Regions from separate parts of the Homo sapiens genome. Here region 2 is linked to region 1. Evidence: chromatin contacts called from ENCODE Hi-C data. All regions are on one chromosome and are shown on one strand. Each heading gives the region's core, a stretch centred on a gene start or an enhancer-like site at or near the end of the contact. The rest is flanking DNA. Distances are from core to core; before and after follow the strand shown. Region 1 overlaps PTK7 (protein tyrosine kinase 7 (inactive)). Region 2 holds the start of PRPH2 (peripherin 2).

The links. Hi-C counts contacts between places; a loop is a spot of excess contacts on that map. Pooled maps may share reads with other maps.
Region 2: a map of CD8-positive, alpha-beta T cell shows a loop between it and region 1 (2.3-fold over the local background). The contact joins the promoter of PRPH2 here to the enhancer-like site in region 1. A Hi-C loop is called at or near these places in 1 of 168 maps with a recorded cell type or tissue (CD8-positive, alpha-beta T cell) and 7 of 50 pooled maps.

The regions. Positions count from the first base shown.
Region 1 is chr6:43,141,937-43,146,258 of GRCh38, reverse strand. It overlaps PTK7 (protein tyrosine kinase 7 (inactive)), which reads right to left. Exons shown (of 20, transcript NM_002821.5): 12 at 4,178-4,322; 13 at 3,960-4,087; 14 at 2,639-2,842; 15 at 1,653-1,808; 16 at 827-1,059. Among named protein-coding and RNA genes, the nearest start is that of SRF, 27 kb to the left of the region's middle. RefSeq lists an enhancer at 2,744-2,833. Within about 2 kb of position 2,683, at least 12 of the 41 ENCODE cell types and tissues checked have a DNase peak (open chromatin) inside an H3K27ac peak, as active enhancers do; they include CD8-positive, alpha-beta T cell, where a contact is called at or near this core.
Region 2 is chr6:42,721,340-42,725,691 of GRCh38, reverse strand. It overlaps PRPH2 (peripherin 2), which reads left to right and starts at 3,095. Exons shown (of 3, transcript NM_000322.5): 1 at 3,095-3,938. The coding sequence starts at 3,358.

The sequences.
Region 1 (4,322 bases), core at 1,434-3,933:
TACAATCTAATCTAAACAAACAAAGGAGAACGCCAGCAGCAGAAACATACATAAAGCATTCATAAGTACTTGTTTGTTTGTTTTTAATTTTTTTGTAGAGACAGAGTCTTGCTATGTTGCCCAGGCTGGTCTCGGACTCCTGGCCTCAGGCGATCCTCCTGCCTCAGTCTCCCAAAGTGCTGGGATTACAAGTGTGAGCCACTGTGCCCAGCCGCGTAAGTACTTGTTAATGGAAAGACTGATAGGACTCCTGCCCGCTCTTGCCCCAGAACTAGGGATTTGAGAAGCAGCAGTTTGAGGACCATGGGGTGAGGGCAAGGACCAGCTGGGGAATGAAGAGGAAGGCGCAGCTCTGGGAATGACACCCTGAGTGGAGAGGAGAAGGCTGGTGGCTGGGGTAACACTCATGTCACAAGTGGTGCTAGGAAGGAGGGAGGCAAAGTGGGTTCTGATATATTTATTCTCAAGTGGGGACAAGCTTTTGGGGAGGAAAAAATAACAAACCAAAGAAAACAAGAGTCAGAGAAGATGACCTGGAAGGCATCCCTGCAGTGTGACAGTGAGAAGTCCCAGAAAAACTTAGGACCAACGCCCCTGAGATACAGATGGAAAGACTGGGTGCTGATAAAGGGAAAGCAGGCATCCAAGAGCAGGGAAGGCAGAAGCTGAGCATCATAAGGTGGGCAAAGTGTAACAGCAGGCAGGTGAGGTCTCGGCTGAGACTGCACGAGACAAGGTTTTCACGGTGCTCCAACCACTGACTCCCACCTTTGTAGGACACTGCCCTCCCTACCCGAGACCCCCACGTCCCCTGCCAACAGCATACCAGATCCACATATTCCAGCACCATGTAGTGGGGCTCAGCCTCCCGGCACAGCCCCAGGAGCCGCACCACGTTGGCGTGGTTCAGCTTCCCAAACATCTCCAACTCCCTCCGGAAGTCCAGCTGCTGCTGCTCATCCTTGCTCTGCAGGCTCTTCACAAGTACCAGGGTCTCTGCCACTCCCTCCTCCAAGCCCTGAGCCTTTGCCAGGAACACCTCCCCAAACTCACTCTTCCCTGTGGGTACAGTCTGAGTCAGCCAGCCACCTTCACCCAGGCCGAGGCAGCTCCTGACCTGGGGGAGGGGCCTAGCCTCTCCCACAGTGGGGACCCACCCACCTGGGCTGGGCACGAGACCCGGTTCTGCTGTGACCCCCTCCCTCCTTAGGCTTCAGTGTCTGCAGCAACAAAATAAAAGGGTGGGACTAATATTCAGCATTTTCCAAAGGGTGACTCGCATGAGAATTTTTGGTGGCTCATGGTAAACATGTCTTAACGTATGCTAGGAAAAAACGTAACTATGACAAACCCATGATTTCTCATATTTTTTCCTAGAACAATGGTAACTTAGTTTTTTTTTTTAAAGAGTCAATTTAAATAAAACATCAAGTAAATAATACTACAGGTAGTACACAGGAATGACAAAATCTGCACGAAGGGCAGTGAATAACAGGCTCTGGGGCCACACTGGGCTAGATCTCTACCTATGCTTCCCTCCACCTCTAACATTCTAGGTTTCAGGGACTTCAGAACACTAGCCCGTACCCAGCCTCAAGACACAGCGGGTGACTTGTAGTTAGGCAGGGGCAGCTGTAGTCAAGGCAACATACCCAGCGTGGTGATGGGCTGCAGGCTAGACCGTGGGAAGTGCATCTTATCACTTGTGCTGTGGCGTTTGTTGGTGGCCGCGGGGCCGGAGCCCAAGCTGGTCAAGGCCACTTCTTCTTGGATCTCTGCTGAGGGCTGCCCGTTCTGCAAAGGCCCACCTGGGAAGGAGGAGGACAAGAGCGTCACGATGAGACCTGACACTCTGGCCACCATGGGGATTTCTGTTCTGTCCCCTGGTCTTCCACTCTTGCCAACTTGGGTCCAATCACAGTGCTCCACATGAAAGGGCAAGCCCAAATGATGAAATAATGGGGCTGGGGCTGGGTGGGGGATGTATGGCTATCCCCTAGGGTATGACCCCTTAGTGATGCAGCTGATTATGACCTCTGAGATGAAGCCAACTGCAGACATCTAATCTGAATCACTGGTCCTTAATACCATAGCTACACATAAGGATTTTTGCTTTCATGGGGCCTCCTATTGGGCAAAGCCCTAAACAGGCACAAAGGGAAAATCACAATAATGGAGACCCAACCTCTGCTCCTGAACACCTGAGCTGATAGGAGAGACCCAGCAATGACCTCAAGGAGCTCCCAGTCCAGGAAGTGGGGATAGGAGAAGGGAAGTAAACAGAAAGACTGCCCCTGGGGGAGCTCTTAGACTCATAGAGGGAGACAAGACATGCAACAGCAACGTGTGTACATATACTAATGATATCTGTGGTTTTGTGCTGGGAGGAGGAAACAGCAGGGAATCATAGGAAGCTGGTCCAAGGGGCTCCAATGAAGAAGTCTCAAGCCAGGTTGCTCAGAAGACGAGGCCCTGGGAATCCAACTCCAGGCTTCCCGCTAGGGGTGGGGCAGTCCCAGCTCCAGGACCCAGCAACAGCCGCTCGGTTTCCAGAGTGCTGGCGCTCTCCCCTCCGTGGCCGCGGGAGGGCGCTCAGCTCCCGCACACGGGCACCACCTCCCCGTCCAGGGCCCCTCACCGTTGAGGCATTCCATCTCTGGCTCCTCGCCCTCGGGCTGCTTCTGCAGCCGCTTGGCTTTGCAGCGCTTCTTGCAGTAGAACATGAGGCCCAGCACGGCAATGATGTAGGCCACAGCGGCACCCACCGACAACCCAATGGTCTGGATCATCTTGTAGGGGGGAGGGCTGCCAGGGCCCTCCGACTCCTCCGGCACAGGCTTGTCTGAGAGACACACAGATGGGTCTGGGCAGGGGCTGCTAAGCAAAAGAAGCCCTGCTTCTCTACTAACTCCTCCCAACCCCATCAACAGGGCAACTTAACAGATGGCCCGGGAGGGTCACCACCTTCACTGGCTTTAACAAGGGCCAGCAGGTCCTCATGCCCCACCAAGGTCAAACGAAGACTCTGAAGGAGATGAGGCCAGGGGTTCCCAAGCTGGCTTTGCATCGGAAGCCAAGACAGGCGACACGGATAAGCACACCTGTCAAGGAGCTACCACAAACCCACGTTATTTGTTAAGCTTCCCAAGTGACTTGATAATGTGAGCCAGGCCCCGGAGAGCAGCATTTGGGAGCTTCAGGTTTAGAATTCCAGGCACTGCCTGGCACAGAGCAGGTTTTTCAATAAGCAGATCTGTAGAAGGGATCTGCTGGTCTAGGGGCCTTTTAATGGCCCACACTGAGGGGCCTCAAGAGGCATTAGGGGAATGAAGGGAGACCATGCAGGATCCCCCAACTGCCACACACACCCCAGTGGCTCCCACCAAGGGGGCCTCCTCAGTTCATTTTCATCCATTTAAACTTTCACATTATACTTTGTCTAGAAAAATAACTCTGCTGCCAAACCAAGAAAGTTTAAGAGCTTCTCATTTAAACCACTTTCACCTGTGGATGCAGAAACAAGTCCCCAGAGGAGAAATAAGTCTCCCAGGGGCAGAGAGTTAAGTGCAGGGCCTTTTACCTGACCCATCATCCTCTCTGGGCCTCCTGGAGAAAAGAACCTTGTCCTACTGCATTCTGACCTGGTCCTCCTCCCCAGCCACCCAGAGATATGTGTGGCTGCTGCAGGAACCTGGGAGGCAGCATTGTAGGAAGAGAACACCCCCCCACTCCCCCACAACACACACACACACACACCGACCGTTGGATGTTAAATAAACGACAGCCCGGCTCTGAGCAAGGACTCTAAGACTGTGCAGCAGCATGGTGAGACGGCCGAATCCCCACCGCTGCCACAAAAATGGCTTCTGTGCCATGTTCTGTACACAGGGGCTGAGTACAAGGTGACAAACGTCTGGGCCCACCACTTCCTGTGCAGCATAACCCTCCCCAGCCCATACCCACGACATAGAGGGGGGCCTCCGTGTGCTTGATGTTGCAGCTGTTGCCTGCAATGCAGGTGTAGCGGCCTGAGTCCTCAGGGGCCACGTCATGGATCACCAGGGAGCCATTCTGGAAGATGTGCATCCTGTCGGGGGAGAAGCCATAGTGCTGGCCAGCTCGCAGGGAGGGGGGCTGCAGGAGAGGAGGGACGGGTGTGGGAGAGAGGTGGCCCTACCTGGGTCCCAGCTTGGTGGGGTCCAGGATGCGGTCCTTGCCTTTCCACTGAATCAGCGGCTTGGGGTCCCCCTGGGCCTCGCACTGCAGTAGGGCTGTGTGGCCCTGGTACACAGTCGTACGCTCTGGTTCCACTTTGAAGGTGA
Region 2 (4,352 bases), core at 1,846-4,345, 420 kb after region 1:
TGTATTTTTAGTAGAGATGGGGCTTCACCATGTTGGCCAGGCTTGTCTTGAACTCCTGACTTCAAGTGGTCCACTTGCCTTGGCCTCCCAAAGTGCTGGAATTACAGGCATGAACCACCACACATGGCCTTGGTTTGTTCTTAAAAGCCCTTGTACTTATGCACAGGCTGTTCTGAGAAGTAAGATTATTGGATCTTTGGGAATTTTAATGCATTTTAAATTTTAGGGTGGGTGAGGTGGCTCACACCTGTAATCTCAGCAATTTGGGAGGTTGAGGCAGAAGGATTGCTTGAGCCCAAGGAGTTTGAGACTAACCTAGGCAACACAGCAAGACTCCGTCGCTAAAATTTTTTTTTGAAAATTGTAATAGGTATAGCTAAATTGCCCTTCCAAAGGGCTGTAAAACTTTACACTCTAAAGAAAACAAACAACATTATTAAAAAGTGAGCATGCTGGGCATTGTGGCAGGTACCTGTAATCCCAGCTTCTCAGGAGGCTGAGGTGGGAGGATTGCTTGAGAATAGTAGTTGGAGACCAGCCTGGACAACATAGATAGATCCTGACTCAAAAAGAAATAAAAGCAGGCAAAAGTGCTGAACAGACACTTCACCAAAGAAGATATGCAGATGGCAAATAAGCACATGACACATGAAAAGATCAAATGTCATTAGGGCACTGCAAATTCAAACAAGATGCAGCTACACACCTATTACAGTGGTTAAAATCTGAAACACTGACAATATCAAATGTTGGCAAGGACATGAAGTAAAAATTGCTGGTAGGAATGCAAAATTGTACAGTCACTTTGCAAGACAGATTGGCAGTTTCTTACAAAGTTAAACATAGTCTTACTATGTAATCTAGCCATTGTGCTCCTAGATATTTACCCAGATGAATGGAAAATTTTTCAGCAAAAACCTGCACGTGGATGTTTATAGCAGTTTTATTCATAATTGTCAAAAACTGGAATCAACCAGGATATTCTCTGATAGGTGAAGGAATAAACCGTGGTACATCCATGTGATGAAACGTTATTCAGTGATAAGAAGAAATGAGCTATTAAGCCGTGAAAAGATACAGAGAATCATTAATCACATATATTGCTAAGGGAAAGAAGCCAGTCTGAAAAGGCTACATGTTGTATGATTCCAACTGTAAGATATTCTAGATAAGGCAAAACTATAGATCTAGACGGTGGTTGCCCAGGGCTGAGGAGTGAGGGAAGGAGGAATGAATAGGCAGAACATGGCAGGTTATTAGAGTAGTGGAAGTATTCTGTATGATACAATAATGATGAATACATGACATTATGCATTTGGCAAAAGTGACAGAATTATATGCACAAAGACTGAACCTTAATGTAAACTATAGACTTTAGTTAATAATAGTGCATCAATATTGGTTCATTAATTGTAACAAATGTACCACATTAATGCAAGATATTAATTAGAGGAGAAACTGGTTGGGGAGATGGAGAATAATGGGAACTCCCTGTATTTTCTGTTCAATTTTTTTGTAAACCTAAAACTACTGTAAGAAATAATCCATTAATTAATAATAATAATAAATGTACAGATTCACCAAGAGTGTACACTTCTACTTCCACTCTCTTTGTTGATGTATGGTGACAGAATTTTGACATACATTCAATTTGATGGATCGAGTTTGGTCTTTTTCTTTTTTTGAGACGTCATTTCACTCTTGTCACCCAGGCTGGAGTGCAATGGCGCAATCTTGGCTCACTGCAACCTCCACTTCCCGGGTTCAATTGATGCTCCTTCCTCAGCCTCACAAGTAACTGGGATTACAGGTGCCTGTCACCATACCCAGACAATTTTTGTATTTTTAGTAGAGACAGGGTTTCACCATGTTGGCCAGGCTGGTCTTGAATGCCTGACCTCAAGTGATCCACCCACCTTGGCCTTCCAAACTGCTGGGATTACAGGTGTGAACCACTGTGCCCGGCCAAGTTTGGTATTTTATTGTTGTTTGGATTTGCATTTTCCTGCTTATTACCCAAGTTGAGATCTTTTCCAGATTATTGGACTTTTCAAGTTTCCTAATTATGAATTGTCTGTTCCTGGTTTTTGCCTATTTTTCCAGTTGATTATTGGTCTTTTGATTGTGAATTTTTGTTTATTGTGAATTTGTGAGACTTAAAACATTTTTGCATATTAATTCTTTTTTTTTTTTTTCCAGACAGAGTCTCACTGTCACCCAGGCTGGAGTGCAATGTGGGGATCTCAGTTCAGTGCAACCTCCACCTCCTGGGCTCAAGCGATCCACCTGCCTTGGCCTCCCAAAGTACTGGGATTACAGGCATAAGCCACCATGCCTGGCCACTGTATATTACTTTTTAATTTTACAAGTTGCAAATGTTTTCTCACGATCTGTCACTTTCTTTCTTTCCTTCCTTCTTCTCTTCTTTTCTTTGTCTTTTTAAAATTTGAGACAGGGCCTCACTCTGTCACCCAGGCTGGAGTGCAGTGGCACGATCATGGCTCAGTGCAGCCTTGAACTCCCCAGGCTCAGGTGATCTTGCCACCTCAGCCTCCAGAGTAGCTGGGAGAACTACAGGTGCATGCCACCATACCCAGCTAATTTTTTTTTTTTTTTTTTTGTGTGTGTGTGTGTGTGTGTGGAGATGGGGTCTTCCTATGTAGCCCAGGCTGGTCTTGAACTCCTGGGCTCAAGTGATCCACCCAACTTGGTCTCCCAAAGTGCTGGGATTATAGGCGTGATCCACTGTGCCTGGCCCTGTCATTTCTTTTCTCAGAGAGGATAACAATTTATTTGTCCTACAGAAAGTTTTAAATGTTGAAGGAGATTGGCCTGGAAATATGCTTTTGGGGAGCAACACGGTCTGAGCCAGACATCCAGATACAGCCCATTCTTCTGGCCAGTCTTGCCCTTTGCTCCTGATTCTCCAAGCTGTACCCAGAGCTTTCTGGTTCAGCATGTACCTGGAGGCTGCTTTTGACCATGTTTTGAGAGTGGCATGGCTTTATCTAATGGGATGAACCTGGCTAAAGAGATTAGCAAAATGTCTTGTGGATCCCACTTTTAATCTGCAGCGTTCAGGCTGCCCCTTCTTGGCTGGGAAGGGCGCTGAAGAAACAACGCCCAGGACCAGGACTATCCCCTGCTCAAGCTGTGATTCCGAGACCCCTGCCACCACTACTGCATTCACGGGGATCCCAGGCTAGTGGGACTCGACATGGGTAGCCCCCAGGGCAGCTCCCTACAGCTTGGGCCATCTGCACTTTTCCCAAGGCCCTAAGTCTCCGCCTCTGGGCTCGTTAAGGTTTGGGGTGGGAGCTGTGCTGTGGGAAGCAACCCGGACTACACTTGGCAAGCATGGCGCTACTGAAAGTCAAGTTTGACCAGAAGAAGCGGGTCAAGTTGGCCCAAGGGCTCTGGCTCATGAACTGGTTCTCCGTGTTGGCTGGCATCATCATCTTCAGCCTAGGACTGTTCCTGAAGATTGAACTCCGAAAGAGGAGCGATGTGATGAATAATTCTGAGAGCCATTTTGTGCCCAACTCATTGATAGGGATGGGGGTGCTATCCTGTGTCTTCAACTCGCTGGCTGGGAAGATCTGCTACGACGCCCTGGACCCAGCCAAGTATGCCAGATGGAAGCCCTGGCTGAAGCCGTACCTGGCTATCTGTGTTCTCTTCAACATCATCCTCTTCCTTGTGGCTCTCTGCTGCTTTCTGCTTCGGGGCTCGCTGGAGAACACCCTGGGCCAAGGGCTCAAGAACGGCATGAAGTACTACCGGGACACAGACACCCCTGGCAGGTGTTTCATGAAGAAGACCATCGACATGCTGCAGATCGAGTTCAAATGCTGCGGCAACAACGGTTTTCGGGACTGGTTTGAGATTCAGTGGATCAGCAATCGCTACCTGGACTTTTCCTCCAAAGAAGTCAAAGAGTGAGTGGCTTCCAGTCCTGGGGTCAGAGCTATGAATATATTGGGGACACTGAGGCTCAGGCCTCTGACCAGCCCCTCTCCCCGCACCCAGTGCCTTTTCCTCTCCATCGGGTGCACAACTTATTGCTGCGTATGTGAGGGTGTATCAGGTGGAACCATATGAAATTGCTAATATTCTACCTCTTTGACCCATAAAAAATGACAACTTCATAGGGTTCAACCTAACATTGGCTAAGGTGGTAGGAAGGTATCAATTTATATAAGCTGTTTGGATAGGAGCCCCTTGGGATGAAGAGCCAGGCAGCAATGTGTGTCCACTTTATACAGAGGGATGGAAGTCATTCATAGATCACAAACACTGAGGTACTATTTGGCTATTTGTCCCATTCATTCAAAGTAGATGGATTCAGTCCC